Linked DNA regions of Homo sapiens: region 2 is linked to region 1. Evidence: read pairs that join two places in POLR2A ChIA-PET (ENCODE). Cell type or tissue: OCI-LY7. All regions are shown on one strand. Links, peaks and the distances in the headings refer to the core of each region. The heading gives the core; the rest is flanking DNA.

Region 1 (9,222 bases), core at 1,757-5,756:
CTCTCTTTCCTGGCCACCTAAGCTCTCTGACCATATCCCTGACTCTCTCCAGAATGCCTTGGCTTCATGTCCACGTGAGGACAAATCATATTTTTCTGCATTTTGCGTGCTGGATTCCTCTCTGGACTAAAGATCCAATGAGAGGTGGTTTCTAGCTTTCTGCTCTTTCCCACAACACTCCGTCAGTGAGTCTTCTGGATGTCCTATAGGCAACTCACTGGATCCACTTGGTCTGTGGAAGAATCACTACCACATCCATTTCACCTTGGGCACAGACTAGAAGGTGAGGCAGTCATGTCCTGCAGTCACTGGGTAGCTTACAAGTGCTAATACAGCAATAGCTTAATTAGAGAGAGAGAGAAGAAGAAGAATGTTATGGAGCCTGTTTCTAGAGAGGAAACCACAATATCTTGATCAAGAGACCCTAAAACTGGAAGAACCAGAGCAGCTGGTATCAAAATGTGGAAAAAACTGAGATGTGGCAAGTGGTACAACTGATAGCCAAGGAGGAAAAATTTGTATCCCCCTGTAATCCCAGCACTTTGGGAGGCTGAAACAGGTGGATCACCTGAGGTCAGGAGTTCGAGACCAGCCTGGCCAATATGGTGAAACCCTGTCTCTACTAAAAATACAAAAATTAGCTGGGCGTGGTGGTGTGCACCTATAGTCCCAGCTACTTGGGAGGCTGAGGCAGGAAAATTGCTTGAACCTGGGAGCAGAGGTTGCAGTGAGCCAAGATCGCACCACTGCACTCCAGCCTGGGTGACAAGAGTTAAACTCTGTCTCAAAAAAATAAAAAGAAAAGTTTGTACCCTCTTCTTTTCTCTTGCCTCAGGATAACTGAGATTCTTATAATGCATTTATTGAACAAATATTTGAGGAGTACTCATTATGTAAGCATCAGACACTGCTCAAGGTCTTGAGGCTGTGAGGGTGTATTAGTCCGTTTTCACACTGCTATAAAGAACTACCTGAGACTGGGTGATTTATAAAGAAAAGAGGTTTAACTGAATTACAGTTCATCATGGCCAGAAAGGCCTCAGGAAACTTACAATCATGGCAGAAGGTGAAGAGGAAGCAAGGCACATCTTACATGGTGGCAGGAGACACAGTGAGAAGGGAGAAGTGCCACACTTTTAAACCATCAGATCTTATGATGATATAGGAGTTAAGAAGAAATCACTTAGGTAGATAGTGAGGGTACGGGAGTCCTTGGTAAGGCTTTTCTTTTAAATGAAAAGCAGCCCCACACATAGACAAGCAAGCTGGGAGCTTGCACGGGTGAATGCCGGCAGAAACTAGGAACCAGACACGTTAAGATGGCGGCTCCATTTTCCCTTCTCTGCCAGCCAAGTGTACAGTAAGGAGCAGACAAGCTGGTGCCGGCCAAGAGGAGAATTCATGTGCATAATAAGATTAGGGTGGGGTGACCAGCCTTCCCAGTGCGCTATGTGAACATCATACCTGATTGAACCAATCTGTGAGCCCTATGTAAATCAGACACCACCTCCTCAAGCCTGACTATAAAATCTGGTGCATTCGCCACCCGCCGGTGTTTCCTCTCAGAAGTCCCCTCTCTCTCATTAGAGAGAGGGCTGTTTTCCTTTCTCCTTCTTCTGCCTATTAACCTGTGCTCCTAAACTCCCTGTGTGTGTCTGTTCTGAATTTTCCCGGCATGAGAGGATGAACCTGGGGTATATACCCCAGAAAACATAGCCACTTAAGTGAGAACTCACTCACTATTCACCCCCAAGATCCAATCACCTTCGACCAGGTTCCTCCCCTGGCGTGAGGGGATTAAAATTCCACATGAGGTTTGAGTAGGGACACAGAGCCAAACCAAACCATATCAGAGGGTGAAGAGCAGGTAAAGTTGCAGCTCTCCTGCAACTTGCAGGGAAAGGCCATATAACACATGGTTATGAGCACAAACTGGGACTGGACTGCAGGTGTGTGAGCCCCAGCTTTGCTATTGAGTGACCACCAGCAAGTTATTAAACTGTGCCTCAGTTTTTTTGTTTATGAAATGGTGGTATTAGTACAACCCACCTCTCATGGATGATGTGAGGATTAAATAAAATAACATGTTGCCAGGCACAGTGGTGCACACCTGTAATCTCGGCACATTGGGAGGCTGAGGCCCGAGGGTTACTTGAGGTTAGAAGCCTGAGACCTGCCTGGCCAACATAGCGAAACCTCATCTCTGCTTAAAATACAAAAAAAAAAAAAAAAAAAAAAAAAAAAAAAGGCCAGGCGTGGTGGCTCATGCTTGTAATCCCAGCACTTTGGGAGGCCGAGGCGGGTGGATCACAAGGTCAGGAGTTTGAGACCAGCCTGGCCAATATGGTGAATCCCCGTCTCTACTAAAAATACAAAAATTAGCCAAGTGTGGTGGTGGGCACCTGTAGTCCCAGCTACTCGGGAGGCTGAGGCAGGAGAATCACTTGAACCTGGGAGGCAGAAGTTGCAGTGAGCCGAGGTTGCGCCACTGCACTCCAGCCTGGGCGACGGAGCGAGACTCCATCTCAAAACAAAACAAAAAAACCAAAAAAATTAACCAGGCATGGTGGCACACACCTGTAATCCCAGCTACTCAGGAGGCTGAGGCAGGAGAATCACTTGAACCCAGGAGGTGGAGGTTGCAGTGAGTTAAGATTGTGCCACTGCACTCCAGCCTGTGCGATAGAAGGAGACAGTCTGCAACAAAGATCCAAAAACAAATATAAAGCACTTATAACAGGGTCTGGTCTGAAATAAGTACTATGTAAGTACTGTAAGTATTAACTAATATTATTACAATTTATCCTCATATAGTAACATATCAAATATTTTCAGTCAGTGATGCAATATGAATAAAATGAAATGATGCAGTAGTGACAGAACTGAGAGAAAGCTGGTACAAATTTATACTGACTGGTCAGGGAAAGCTTCACAGAAAAGGTGAACTTTCAGCTGACACCTGAGTACCATGGTCTGGAGGTAAGAGTGTCCCATGCATATGGAACAGCAAATGAAACTTCCCAGAGCATAATCTGAGAGGGGAGATTTCAGGAGTGGAGCCACATCATTGAAGTTCCTTAGTCCTGGTAAGTGTGGATTTTATTCTAAGTGTGGTGAAATGCCCCTGAGAGGTTTTGAGTAGTAGATGGAATTCCATTTTTAAAAGTCACTGGTGAGTCAAGTAGTGTACTATGGTTACATTTTTTTCCCCTTATACCTCATTTTGTTTTTCCTGCAGTTAATTCTTGCATTATTTCCTTTTATTTACTTACCTTACTATATATTTATTATGAATTCTTTCCAATTCCCAACTTCCTGACAGCCTCTCAATGTAATTTTACTTAGGTTAAATGTATCTGACAGTTCATTTTCTTTTTTGTCTCTGTACTCTTTCTGCTACCATTCTCATTCTTGCACTAATTTGTGCTGGTTTCTCTCTGAGCCAGCTGCACAGCTGCCTGCCTAAGACTTCCTCTTGGCATCTTTTACCCTCTCTCTGTGTTACATCCCCGGTTTTCTGAATCGTGTGGCGTTCTCCTTTTTACTTTACTTCCTCATTTGTGTTGCACGTATGCTCTAGTTGTTTTTAGATAAAGAGTGCATCAGAGGTAGATGTTTTGATTCCTTACATGCCTGACTTTTTGTTCTACTTTTGCTCTAGGTTAATACTTGATTTTGAATAATATCCTAGGTTAGAAATGATTTTTCGTCAGAATTTTAAGGGAATTGCTTTTCTGTTGTCTAGTTTCCTGTGTTACTGATAGGAAGTCCAAAGGGGCTCGTATTTCAGGTCCTTTTTATGTGTAACCTGTTTTTTGTTCCTTGAGGTATTCAGGGTCTCTTTTTATTGCTAATTTGGGGAGCTTTATCATAACATGGGTCCTTAGTCATTCATCCTAGAAAATTTTCCTTTCCTATATCTTTGATGATTTCGTCTCCTCTGCTTTCCCTCTTTTCTCATTCTTAAACTTCTATTTGTTTGACATTAGACCTCCTTGTTTGATCTTCTAATTTAATTTTTCTCTCCTAGTGTCCAATTTTTGAGGTGGGAGAAAGATCTCATCAATGTTATCTTTCAGCCTTTCCCCTGAATTTTAAAATTTTACTCTTCATATTTCTTCTGATTAATCCTTTAAAAAAATAGCATCCTGGGCCAGGTGCAGTGGCTCACACCTGTAATCCCAGCACTTTGGAAGGCTGAGCGGGGAGTGGATCACCTGAGGTCAGGAGCTCAAGACCAGTCTGGCCAACATGATGAAACCCTGTCTCTACTAAAAATACAAAAACTTAGCCAGGCGTGGTGGTGGGCTCCTGTAGTCCCAGCTACTTGGGAGGCTGAGACAGGAGAATCACCAGAACCTGGGAGGTGGAGGTTGTAGTGAGCTGAGATTGTGTGCCATTGTACTCCAACCTGGGTGACAGAGCAAGACTCTATCTCAAAAAAAAAAAAAAAAAAAAAAGGGCCCTGTTCCACTGAGGCTTCAGTGCGGAGCATGGAGGGATACTACCTCCAAATTCCAAACACGTTTGACACATCTAAAGAACCTTCTAAAGGATGACTAAACTAATTCTGCAAGCTTTAGCCTCTAACTTATCTCCAATTTATATTTAATAGAAGGCTGGAAATTGAACAGAAAGGAAATAAGATTATTTGGAAATAAAAAATTGTCAGCCAAGCAAGGAGAGCTTGGCATTTCTGGAAACTTCTTTACCCTGGAAGAGGTAAAAAAGTGATTCTCCCATTCCCCCAACAGGGCATTCACTAAAAATTAAGTGAGAAATGCTTTGCCTAGAGGATCTGTAGCTTGCGAACACTTGACTTGTGCCACTGGTGTACGGAACATAGCAGTGTCAGCTCTGCCCTGGGACAGTCAAGGCTGGCTGGTGCTGCCTGTGGTTAGAGTCAAGAGAGGGGTCTTCAGTGGGTGCAGTTTGCAGTTCCAGAGTTTAGTAGAGCAAAGACGTCATGAACTATGTGAACTCTGAGGAAAGGTGTCATAGAAACACCTCAAAAGGACACTGTCTAAGAAGGCTACTTGCTGGGGCAAGGAGACCCCAGGGGTCAGAGGCTGTGTAGGGAATAATGCCAGAGCTGGGGTTGAAGGAGAATCCTTAGAGGTGAGACAGAATGTGCATCATTGCAGTGGGGCTGTGCAAGGCAGTGGTCTCCACAGGAGGTGAGGACAAGGGGGAGGGGAGGTTGTGAAGAATCCGTAAGTGACCATGATGCAATAGAAAGCCAGAATTTGGGCATTTGCCATAGGAGAGGGCCCCCAGTGCCAGATTATAATGGTCACAGACAAATGAGATTTTTAACCATTTCCTCTAATTCATGGTCCACACTTAACCCCGTGGGTCCTGGAAACAGCAGCTGGAGAATGGAGAGGAAAGTGATGTGGGAGAGAGAAAACTTTCTTTACCCTTTTCATAACTGAGTTTATGAAGTAAACTGACAGTAGAAAGATAAATAGGAGAAAAGACATAAATTTATTTTGTGCGTACACATGGGAGTCCCATAAAATATGAGACTCAAAGAAAGGCCAGATGATTGAAGTTTATATAGTATTCCTGAGCTACAGAAAAGGAATCAGGGCTTGGGGCTTATTGAGGGGAGGTGGTGACAGGTTATAAGAGGGTGAGGAGAGGAAGTGTATAGCAAGCATAGGTTGTCTTGTTATGCAGATAAAAAGTCTCTCAGGTGATAAAAGTTGTCTCAGAGTCCCCCATCAGAAGAATAGGTAATAGCCTGTGACAAGGTCTACCTGTCCAATCTTCTCCCTGGTGATAAAATCTTCCCTGGTTGATGAGATTCTTATCAAAGTTTTTTTCTTTATAGATATAAATTTTGTTTACAAAAAGACAGTTTTTCAGAGCTACTCCTGTGTCTACAGTGTCTCAGAATAACTAACTGGAAATACATCAAATAAGCATATCCTGATGTGGCATATTCTGGTCATATTTTGGGATGGTGCGTCCTGAGCTCCAATGCTGAAAAAACAGGAACCCCATTTCTGTTGGATGTGCCAACCTAAAATAATCAAAAGGGTCAGAATCTAGTTTAAAGATACTTTATTCAAGTGCAAAGTTTAAGGACAGTGCTAGGGAAACACGGATCCCAAAGAATGGAAGTCAGCGTTCTGAACTTTAGAAGTTTGGGATTGTTTATAGAGAGAGAGTTTAGGGAAGCTTAACAGAATTTCAACATCTTTCTGTGTAAGGCTTAATGCCTAGTTACAATGATCTGATTAGTCAAGGTGGTCACTTTCATTTGAGAAAGGCATATTTAACATTTCACGGGCTGGGAGCGGTGGTTCATGCCTGTAATCTCAGCACTTTGGGAGGCCGAGGCGGGCAGATCATCTGAGGTCAGGAGTTCGAGGCCAGCCTGGCCAATATGGGGAAACCCCTTCTCTACTAAAAATACAATACAATAAAATAAAATAAAATAAAAAAAATTAGCCGGGCATGGTGCACGTGCCTGTAATCCCAGCTACTTGGGAAGCTGAGGCAGGAGAATTGCTTGAACCTGGGAGGCAGAGGTTGTGGTGAGCTGAGATTGCACCATTGCACTCCAGCCTGGGCAACAAGAATGAAACTCCATCTCAAACAACAACAACAACAACAACAACAACAACAACAACAACAACAACAAACATTTCACACTGAAGGTGTAACAGTCATGGGTTTGTATTTTCGTTTTTCTTGGTTTTTTTTTTTTTTTTTTGAGACTGTCTCGCTCTGTATTGCAGGCTGGCATGGCACAATCACAGCTCGCTGCAGCTTCGATTTTGTGGGCTCAAGTGATCCTACCACCTCAGTCTCCCGACTAGCTGGGACCACAGTCATGTGCCACCACACCCGGCTAATTTATTTTTTATTTCTTATAGAGACCAGATCCCCCTTTTGCCCAGGCTGGTCTCAAACTCCTGGACTCAAACAATTCTCCTGCCTCAGCCTCCCAAAGTGCCTGGATTACAGGCATGGGCTACTGTGCTCATCCCATGGGGTCTTTTGTGCCAACTGGTGTGAGTTAGGTACAGGACAATAAAGGAGGCAGTTAATCCATTAATCCATAACAAAGATCAGTGAAGGGGGAAGGTCTGGTCTCTGGTCTCTCCTAGTCATTTACAGAACTAGAACGATGAGAAGAGAGTGAATCTATAACCTAAGAAGCAGAATTGCAAACATGCTATGTGACTCAGTTTCCAGTACTTAACTTCTCCCTTGGCATAATAAATAATTTTAGAGAGTTTTAAGAATTTTGTTTTCTTTTACAGATGTTAACAACCTCAGCTTGCTGGGGGCTGGTGGTGGTGGCTGCTCAGACAGTAAAGCATTGAATGCAATGTGAGGTCAAAGTTTTATTACAGATCATACCGGTCTTTTAAGTACTTGCAGCAAGATTTTCCTAATACTTAAAAGTGACTGGAAACTCAATAGGATCAGTGTGATCTTCTCCAGATAGGGATGGTAGATTTTTGAAAGTGGGTGTGAAGGGCAGTAATGAGAGAAAAATAAAACTATTTCTGGTTGTACTCTCCCAAGTCAAGGTCATTCAATGAATGGTTATATAGATTTGCATCAAAAGTCCCTGTTTTCAGCCTCACCTTTGGAAACACCTGGATTCTCTATTCTGAGACTTTCTGAGATGAGGGAAAGGTGGCTTCTCATCAGTATCTCCTTCTTTGTGCAATACAGTTTCAGTTCTTTCTAATCTACAGAGTTAGTTCCTTCTCTACTGTCAGCTTTCTACCTTCCAAAATGTGTTAATGTCACTCATTATCATGTTTCCCATTCTCTTTCCCTTATGGTTTAAACTTTAAAAGACAATGGTATTTGTTTAAGTGAATATCTAAAAAGATGTGGAGAAAGATTCATGTGTTCAGTCTACCATGTTTAATTGGAGTCACTGGTAGATTTTTAAGGAAAAATAACATTCTAGGTTTTTCCAGTATTGCTATGTAGCTTGTCTATGTAGATCACCTTGCATTCTTCTGTTTCTCTCTTATAACTTGATTTTTTTCTTTTCTTTTCTTTTCTTTTTTTTTCGAGACAGAGTCTCACTTTGTCACCCAGGCTGGAGTACAGTGGCACAATCTCGTCTCATTGCTGCCTCCATCTCCTGGGTTCAAGTGATTCTCCCACCTCACCTTCCCAAATAGCCGGGATTACAGACATCTTATAACTTGATTTTTACTCATTTCATTATCATCCAAGAGATGAAATTTAACTCAAAGCAAATGACTATTGTTTCAAATACAAATCTTAATCAGGGAGAAAAGATTATAACTTATAGTTGAACTGGGGTTTGGAGATTATATGTGTTTTTTAAAATTATTCTGTCCCACATGTAACATACAAGTGAGGATTTTAAAAATTTGTCTGCAGTTTTTTTTTTTTTAATTGATCATTCTTGGGTGTTTCTCGCAGAGGGGGATTTGGCAGGGTCATAGGACAATAGTGGAGGGAAGGTCAGCAGATAAACGAGTGAACAAAGGTCTCTGGTTTTCCTAGGCAGAGGACCCTGCGGCCTTCCGCAGTGTTTGTGTCCCTGGGTACTTGAGATTAGGGAGTGGTGATGACTCTTAAAGAGCATGCTGCCTTCAAGCATCTGTTTAACAAAGCACATCTTGCACCGCCCTTAATCCATTTAACCCTGAGTGGACACAGCACATGTTTCAGAGAGCACCGGGTTGGGGGTAAGGTCATAGATCAACAGCATCCCAAGGCAGAAGAATTTTTCTTAGTACAGAACAAAATGGAGTCTCCTATGTCTACTTCTTTCTACACAGACACAGCAACAATCTGATTTCTCTATCTTTTCCCCACATTTCCCCCTTTTCTATTCCACAAAACCGCCATTGTCATCATGGCCCGTTCTCAATGAGCTGTTGGGTACACCTCCCAGACGGGGTGGCGGCCGGGCAGAGGGGCTCCTCACTTCCCAGAAGGGGTGGCCTGGCAGAGGCACCCCCAACCTCCCTCCCGGACGGGGCGGCTGGCCAGGCGGGGGCTGCCCCCAACTTCCCAGACGGGGTGGCTGCTGGGCGGAGGGGCTCTTTACTTCTCAGATGGGGCGGCTGCCGGGTGGAGGGGCTCCTCACTTCTCAGACGGGGCGGCCGGGCAGAGGCGCTCCTCACCTCCCAGACGGGGCAGCAGGGCAGAGGCGCTCCCCACATCTCAGACGATGGGCGGCCGGGCAGAGACGCTCCTCACTTCCT
Region 2 (9,222 bases), core at 1,905-5,904, 110 kb before region 1:
CCCAACTCCTAAACATGGACTGCAAAGGCTGTGTGTGGCCTGGCCCCTGTCTATCCTTCTGGCCCCACATCCTACCACTGCTTACCCCCCACCCTGCCCCAGCCATGGCGGCTTCTTGCTGCTGCTCAAAAACAACAAGCTCACTACAACCTCAGGCTCCTGGCACCGGCTCCTTGCTCTGCCTGGAACACACCCGGATCATCACATAGCTCACTCCCTCGCCCCACTCAGCTCTCTACTCAATTCATCACTCCTCAGGCAGGACTTTCCTGGCTATTCTCTCTAAAATGCTCCCAGTCATTCTCTGTCTTCTTATCCTGATTTAATTTTCTTTATAACACTCTCTGACATTATATGTTTATTTGTTTGTTATTTGCATCCTTTACTAGATGTTAGTTTCATAGAGGCAGAGATTTCTGTCTTATTTCCTATAATTGCTTATCATCTGGGGTTGGGGAAGGGGTGGAAGCCAGGCAAAGAGCGGACATCCTGACGGATGTCGTACGAATCAAGACTTGTTTCCTCACCAAGGCTTCTGAGAGAACTTTCCTGTCCATGCCTCTCTTTGGCCCACTCAATTATTTCCATTCTTCAGCATTAGAGCCTATTTGTCCCACAGCAGAATGGGAACCTTCTCTTCCTCAGTAAATAGCCCCTAAAAATTTACCTTTAATAAACATTTCCTACCTCATCTAAACAGAATTCTCTCTCATCCTCACAAAATACTCCATTTATTTTCTTTTTCTTTTCTTTTCTCTCTCTCTCTCTCTTTTTTTTTAAGAGGCAGTGTCTTGCTCTGTCTCACAGGCTGCTAGAGTGCACTGGCACAATTATAGCTCACTGTAGCCTCAAACTCCTGGGCTCAATCCTTCCACCTCAACCTCCCAAGTAGCTGAGACTACAGGCATGCATCACCATGCCCAGCTCATTTAAAATTTTTTTTAGAGACAGGGTCTCGCTATGTTGCCCAGGCAGGTCTGAACTCCCAGGCTCAAACTATCCTCCTGTCTTGGCTTCCCAAAGTGCTGGGATTACAGGCATGAGCCGGGGCACCCAGCTATTTACTTATTCATAGCTAAAATCCACAGTCAAATTATTTTGTGTGTAGCCTTTATGTGGCTTTGTCAGTTTTAAATTGTGTCCAAAAGCCAGAGGTTATAACCATCTTATGCTGATAAGGAGTATTTTGCCCAATGCCAGGTTCCCAGAATATTTTTAAAGAATCTTGTATCAGATTTAACAAGTCGATGGTGGGAGATCAACCATCGAAAGGACACAGGTTCTGAAGTCAGACAGAACTAGGTCTGAATCCCAGCTGTCACTTAATCCCAGCTGGGTAACCTTGGGCAAATTATGCAACCTCTCTGGATATAAATATATGTCAGATTCTTAGCACTACATCTGACACAGTAGCCTCTAGACAAATGACACCTACTGTTATTTAACCGGGCTGCTTGTATGTCTAAGTAGGACAATACAGAAGATTCACTCATTTCGAGATGACATTAGTGCAGACCTCTCTCCAAATAGTTCTTTGTTGCTAAATAGAAGAATGTTGCCGGGTGTGGTGGCTCACGCCTGTAATCCCAGCACTTTGGGAGGCCGAGGGGGGCGGATCACGAGGTCAGGAGATCGAGACCATCCTGGTTAACATGGTGAAACCCCGTCTCTACTAAAAATACAAAAAATTAGCTGGGCGTGGTGGCGGGCGCCTGTAGTCCCAGCTACTCGGGAGGCTGAGGCAGGAGAATGGCCTGAACCCGGGAGGCAGAGCTTGCAGTGAGCAGAGATCACGCCACTGCACTCCAGCCTGGGTGACAGAGCGAGACTTCGTCTCAAAAAAAAGAAGAATGTTGACGCTGCCTTTTGTGGAGACGGTATCTGTGTAAGGAAGCTGCGTGTCCACTTAGCCCCCATCTTTTACCACTATGGGGAAGTGTGGGTTCTCTGCTTCTTAGGGAAAGCAGAAGATCATTTTCTTGAGAGTTCCTCTGGTATTCTCTCTCTGGTATCTAGTTTCCTTATATTTGGGGGGAATAAAATAGTTTCTTCTGGCTATTTGCTTCAAGCTTACCTCAGTCTCTAATTACATTTTAAAATTTTGTTCAAGTGAAATATATACCTGTGTTCATTTGCTCATTTGCTCAAAAAGCATTTCTTAAGTAAGTGCTAAGTATGGTCCTAGCAGCTATATAAATGGTAGTTAACAAAAGATATAATCACTGTGCTTATGGTTTCCAGGGTGTAAAAATTTCAAGAATTTCCCCATTATCATAAGAATTGAGGGTAGAGAAAGGATAAGAGGGTAAGTTATTTTATATTTGTTACCATCTATTCCCTATGACTCCATTTAACTGACATTTAGTTGCCCAGTGCCCAACATGATACACTGAGGTCAAACATAAAACCCAGTGGGGAGGAGCCAACAGACCTGGCTTCAAGTTCTAGAGCTTCCATTAGTAACTCTCAGGTCTTAGTCAATTCACTTTATCTCTTCATGCCTTAGTCCTCTGAAAAATTATGAGGTTACTAGAGGCTCTCTAAGGCTTCTTCTGGTAAAAGATTATATTTTGTAATTCCAAATTCCTTCTCTAGGGAAAAAATAACTCAGTATACTGGTTTCCACAGATTTTTTTTTTTTTTTTGAAATGGAGTCTCACTCTGTCACCCAGGCTGGAGTGCAGTAGTGCAATCTCAGCTCACTGAATCTCTGCCTCCCGGGTTCAAGCAATTCTCCTGCATCAGCCTCCCAAGTAGCTGGGATTACAGGCATTACCACCACACCCAGCTAATTTTTGTATTTTTAGTAGAGACAGGGTTTCACCATGTTGGCCAGGTTGGTCTCAAACTCCTGACCTCAGGTGATTCGCCCACCTTAGCCTCCCAAAGTGCTGGGATTACAGGCGTGAGCCACCGCGCTTGGCTGGTTTCCACAGATTTTATAGTTCGTCATTTGCAATTTTGAACATGTAAGTCAATTTCATACTATTTTACAATTCAGAATTATCAAACAGAATATCTTCTCTGAAAAAAGTATCATCTGAAATCAATGTATACAACTTGCAGAAAGTAAACTGAATGCAGTGGCATGATCATAAACATGTCATGTATATAAAGCATGGATTTCTTATATATAAATGATCATCACCTGGCAAGAAATTCTTTTCTGAAATAAAAATATTCCTGCCTGAATCTCTTCAAAATCTCTATTAATTTGGCAAATTCTTTATCAAGAGACTCTTTGTGGTTTCCCAAGATGTTCAGCATTAATATGCAAAGATCTAGCTTCTCTTCCATGATATTGTTGAATTCCTACAAGAAAAGTCACAAAACAAACCCCAGTACTCCAATGTTAAACACGGACAAATGACAGAGGCAATCTAAAAAGCTGTGGACATTCCATCTCAATGGCATACTGGATGCCAAAACTGTATGTCAATGAGTACCAATTCTCAATTGTATGTTAATTAATACCAATTTCCAATTGCCCAGAGATTGACTATCCTATTGGTTATGTCAATGTAACAAGTATGTATAAAGTGCCTATTATGTCCCTAAAACTGAGCTTTGCTTTCTTTTTCTTAAGTTTCCCCTGACAACTTCAGTAGTCATCACAATTGCTTTAGAACAGGATGGGACAAGATAATGCAATAATATCAGTATTTACAGATTATCATATTCACATGTAATCTTAAAAAAATTAGATTGACTGTAATCCCAGCACTTTGGGGGGCTGAGGTGGGTGGATCACCTGAAGTCAGGAGTTTGAGATCAGCCTGGCCAAAATGGTGAAACCCTGTCTCTACTAAAAATACAAAAATTAGCCGGGCGTGGTAGTGCATGCATGTAATCCCAGCTACTTGGGAGTCTGAGGCAGGAGAATCACTTGGACCCAGGAGGCAGAGTTTGCAGTGAGCTAAGATCACGCCACTGCCCTCCAGCTTGGGCAACAGTGAGATTCCTTTTTAAAAAACAAAAACAAAAAAAAATTAGATTGGCAAAGGAGTTGAAATCATATTCCAGAGTTTACTTTTTTCTTTAGCTTAACTTAAGGGGCTGATGGATGCTAGAAAGTGGCTGGCAGTCAAGAAGTAGAGGTAAATAGGTGAGGGACAGATGAAAGAGATACCTTCTCATATGCTTCCTTTCTAATAAAGCTGGGAATAGCTACCTAAGAAGTTCCTGTTTTTCCAATGTTCTGCAAGTTCCTGAGATAGTAAAACCGTCAAAGTCTCAGGAATAAGATTCTGTTACACAGTAATCATTCTTTCAAAGTTAGGCAATTTTAATAGGCTAAGGAAAAATCTTAATTTAGACTAGCCAATTCTTACAAGGAGATAAATGCATTTTTTTCATTAAATCATCTTATTTATTATTTTCTCTCCATCACATCTCACATATCTGCACACTCACTCTCTCTCACATACTTTCCTCACCCTCACACTCATATACACCCCTGGACACACAGTCTATACTCATGATCAGACTAAGATAGCAGAAGACTACAATAAAGTCTTAGAAATGGTACTGTATATACTATTACCTGGCTTAACAAAGTAGAAGAAAAACCAGGAAAATCATAAAATATAAAACACTTACAGTAAGCTGCTCCTCCCACTTTTCTTTCACAGTAATTTCTGGATTAGTTACCCACCGTCGAGAGTTTTCAATGAGGGTTGCAATTTTAGAAATTTCTTCGTGCTGAAAAAAGAGTTCCACATCTTCAACTAGGAAGACATATGCTATTATATAATCAGAATCCATTGAGACCAAAATTCTACTATATAGGTAACTCAGGAAAATACCAGAATACGTTCCTTTGCATCTAATGCCCCCAGTGACTTTCTTTTATTCCAGGATGTTGCCATGTGTATATGCTATATCATCAGGTGCTCTATACATGTTGAATATATACAGAGAGAATCATTTTCCAGAACAAACCCCATCTTTTTAAATAGAAGAAAACAACCATTTTCACTTATTTTTACCGTTCTAAAATGTACCAAAATGTACAAAATGTAAAATGTACCAAAATGTACCAAACTAAATGCTACCTACTATATGCTAGGCACTATGAAAGGGACTGGCAATACCAGTATGAAAATATTGTTCTCTGATTTCTCCAATCATCCAGAGTTTCCAGTGAAAAGTCAAAATGGAGAAAGGAATACCAGCCATTAACCAGAAGAAAATTTAAAGAAGGAAACTGTTCAATAGATACCATGTCTTCAGCCCTTTGATACTAAAGATTAGCTCACAGGAAAAAATAACCTCAAGCAATCCGTATCTAATGGTCAATCTGTTAGCCCTGATTGACCCAGAACTAAAAGGCCAGCTTCAGAAAGGTTTGAGAAAAACCTTCGCTTTTCAGAGTGTATTAATTTGGGTCTCAGCAGCACACAGATACATTTGGACTCAGCAAACAGGTTGCAGGTCAGTTATCTGCAGATATTGCCAGCCAAAACGGAACACCATGATAAAGGTATGTTATACGATACCAGCTTCTGAAGCGTGGCTGTGAATTCCACTGCCTTCTGTGCGGGCTCTCTTAGTAATAGCAGCATTTCCTGATCCATCATGGCGTCCAGAGATGACAAGTTGATTACATTGTGCTGCCTTTCTGTTTCAGTGTTCTGAAACAAGGATCGAAATGCCCACAATTGACATCTGAATAAAGAACATTCATTACTTTCACTTAACAAAAATGATGCTCATGAGTTAATGTCATTGTCCTTGTCATTTGGTTCTCAATAGTCTTGTGAAATTCTCCTACATCCTAAAAAAGCTGTTGATATTTTCTCTCTGGGATGGCTCCAATTGAACATTTATTCTGTCTTAAGGAAAACTCATTATCAATAGATGACATTTACATGCTGATGATATAAACGGTTATGGCTCTAATTTTAACATAAAAATAGGTAAAGAAATACCCAGGGGGAAAAAATTGATGGAGAAGGGCTGCTCCATCAATCCCACTGAAAACAGGTTGGCTTCTTTTGTCTCCCTTCCATTCATAAAAGACCATATGATGTTTCACAAAGTACATTCCCTATACTTCTCTCAAAATCTCTGCCTCCTGTCATATTTTAAATATATGACCCAAGTCTTCTTTTTGCTGCCTGTTGAAAAGGTTACAGGACTCTTACTTTGAGATTCTAGTTAGAAGACAAACTTCCCAACTCATCAGTGGGTAAACCTCAGAGCCAGAACTTTGCCGGCTGATAACCTTCCTGTTTAGAACTATAGAACTTTCTGGGCTGGCATCTTGACATCATTATTATCTCAGAGGACTGAGGATAAAAACACACTGCTGTGGCAGATTTGCCACAGTTTCATTCAGTCTGGCAGTTTGGCTTGGTTTCAAAAACACAGTGAAATGATGAGTATTTGAAACAGAATGTCAGGAAAGCACAGCCCTCAGCAGAATGTCCAGGGCTGCCGGAGATGGCTTCAGATGAAGGCAGCATATGTTGTCCCTGCATCCTTGGCAGAAGCAATTCAAATAGCGTTTGCCCAAAGGCATTCTTTCTCTCCTTTCAAGGTGGCATCACAGCTGTCAACAGGAGAACATTCTGACATATCTATCGTCCACAGATAGGAAGAGACCATCAAATGGTGAAAAGAAAGCATTTTTCTAAATAAAGCATTTCTGAGCATAACAAGCACAAAACTGGAGAATACAAAGGAATGAAAATATAGCATAAGGGAGTCAGAACATCTTTATCCCCGAGAAGGTTTTTAAAATATTTCTTCCCATGTTATAAAGTACTGGGTCTACCAAACAAATGGAAATTGTTTAAACTAATAAATTCATTTTGCCACTTTAAAATTAACCAAAACACATGTAAGAAAATGCTAGTTTCTGTTCAGAATGTAATAATCAATGTCATTAATTTGGGCTGATACAATTATAATCTAAAGCAAATAAATTTGGTATTGTTTCTGGGCATCTTTATTTTTTGATAAATATATTTACTTTCAGGGTTTGGAAAATTCTAAAAAATAACTCATGGATATCTACTGCTACCTTTGGGATCCCAGGCTGGGGAATCAGGGCAGGTAGTCTGTCCTGTCAAGAAAACAAAGATTTCTAAAGTCCCAAAGTCCCTGAATGCACACTTCCACAAACCTTCAACCTTGCTGTAGCTTTCGGCCGTAACTTGAAAATGGTCCTTTCTCCCCAAGCTAAGAAACTTTAGACTTGGACTCTAAGAACTATCAGCACATTCTCTCAGTGTCACTGGTAGTTTTTGGCAAGCTGTGAACCTTCATTAAATCATAAGCTATCACATGGGGTAGTTATCTTTCAAAGCTTTCCATCTTCTTATAATGACCTACCTCTGCAGACTGAGCAAGAGTGAGTTCGTAATGTAAAGACTTTTCTCCTTCAGAGATGATACTGTTACACTCTCCATTAACATTCAACTGGATCCCATTTCTTGAGAAAAACAAAAACAATAGTCTAGTTAGGTGTGCCTCCAACATTACGTTTGAAGTCAACAGAATATAGGGTCCATTTATCACGAAACAATCAGTGCCATGTGCCAAGGATTGTATAATGTGCTTGGGAATAGGGAGAGTGATCAGAAATTGTCTCTGTCCTCCAGGAGCTGCACAGACTGGTGAGTCTAGGAGGTCATACACCAGGCCACAGTTTTTAAAAGAATTGGTACCAACAGTTAAAAATCAGAAAATGTCACTTAAAAATCTGGATTTCTGGCTTTTCTTCCAAAATCAGAAGATGTGGCCAGATTAGGTCCATACCGTTTTGATGTCACAATTAGTTGGAGCTAAACAGAGTAACCCCTTTGCCTTTATATCGGTAATGCACTTATCTCCTTTTCCATTTGCATAATGTAGATGCGTGCATATTCCATTAGCTTTACTCATTTTTGTTATCTGAGTGGCTCCTGTGGATCCTGGACTAGCATATTACTCACATTCAGAAACAAATAATTATCATACAGGATGATGTGTGTTAGGAAAGAGGTGAGAACAAGGTGCCATGCTTACATTCAAAACAATTACTTAGGCCAGGCTGGGTGGCTCACACCTGTAATCCCAGCACTTTGAGAGGCCGAGGCAGGCAGATCATGAAGTCAGGAGTTCGAGACCAGCCTGGCCAACATGGTGAAACCCCATCTCTACTAAAAATACAAAAATTAGCCAGGCATGGTGGCATATGCCTGTAGTCCCAGCTTACTGGGGGACTGAGACAGAAGAATTGCTTGAACTCAGGAGGTGGAGGTTGCAGCGGGCCGAGATCACGCCACTGCACTCCAGCCTGGGTGACAGAGCAAGACTCCACCTCCAAAAAAAAAAAAAAAGAAAGAAAGAGTTACTTAGTTCCAGGGTAAGGGAAAAGCAAGCAAGGGAAAGTCAACACAATGGACTGAATGTTTGTTTGCCCCCCATTATTTCATATATTGAATTCCTAACCCCAATGCGATGGTATTTGGAAATGGAACACTTGGAAGGTAATTAAGTTATGAGGTTGGAGCCCTCATGAATGGGATTAGTGTCCTTATAAGAAGAAGCCAAAGAGTTAGCTAACTGCTTTTCCTCCATGCTTGTACAAGGATAAGTCGGCAATCTGCAACTTAGTACAGGGCCCTCACTAGAACTCAACCCTGCTGGCATCCTGATCTTGGAGTTCCAGCCTCCAAAACTGTAAGAAATAAATGAGTATTATTGAAGCCACACAGTCTATGGTATTTTGTCATAGCATCCTGAGCTGTCTAAGACAATCAGGGGTCATAGAAAACTCACAAAGAAGTTCTCATGGAGAAAAATAGAGAAAATATCACATACAAACGTATAGAAGAAAAGAATGTGGCACATACAAAGCTCAATTGGGCCAATAATGTAGGGTAGAGGAACAAGAGAGGAGGCTGGCAAGGGTTGCCCTCTACTTACGTGATGAGTGCCTGTTGCAAGTGCTGTAACTCATGAGCCAGTTTACTTTTTTCCCCTCGTAAATTCTGGAATCGCACACAACATTAGGCTGTACATGTTACTCTAGTGGGGAATTTACATTTAACAAGCCCACCTTGCAAGGTGTGAGATTAATAATAACAGGTATACCTCTATAATGCTTCCATATTCTATGATGGTTGATTTAAGTTCTTCTATATATAAGCCTTTCTGAAAAGTAGAAGAGAGAAATAATAGCAAAAAAGTAATGGGTCCACCAAATCATATATATTAGACTATTAATGTGAG

Evidence for each region. Peaks named below come from ENCODE experiments on the same cell type or tissue, not always from the same donor. Only the 100,000 strongest peaks of a DNase experiment are listed, where the experiment ranks them.
Region 2: POLR2A ChIA-PET joins it to region 1 with 8 read pairs; 2 of 35 experiments call an interaction of 5 or more read pairs at or near these places.

Annotation. Positions count from the first base shown.
Region 1 is chr12:24,926,135-24,935,356 of GRCh38, reverse strand. The region is part of intron 1 of BCAT1 (branched chain amino acid transaminase 1); the gene reads left to right. Among named protein-coding and RNA genes, the nearest start is that of BCAT1, 18 kb to the left of the region's middle. RefSeq lists enhancers at 3,604-3,793, 7,469-8,084. In OCI-LY7, for the core only: no CTCF peak of the experiment used is centred there; a DNase peak (open chromatin) is centred at 3,486; H3K4me3 peaks cover 1,232 bases; H3K27ac peaks cover 1,415 bases.
Region 2 is chr12:25,032,064-25,041,285 of GRCh38, reverse strand. It overlaps a transcript of IRAG2 not described here. Among named protein-coding and RNA genes, the nearest start is that of IRAG2, 16 kb to the left of the region's middle. In OCI-LY7, for the core only: no CTCF peak of the experiment used is centred there; no DNase peak of the experiment used is centred there.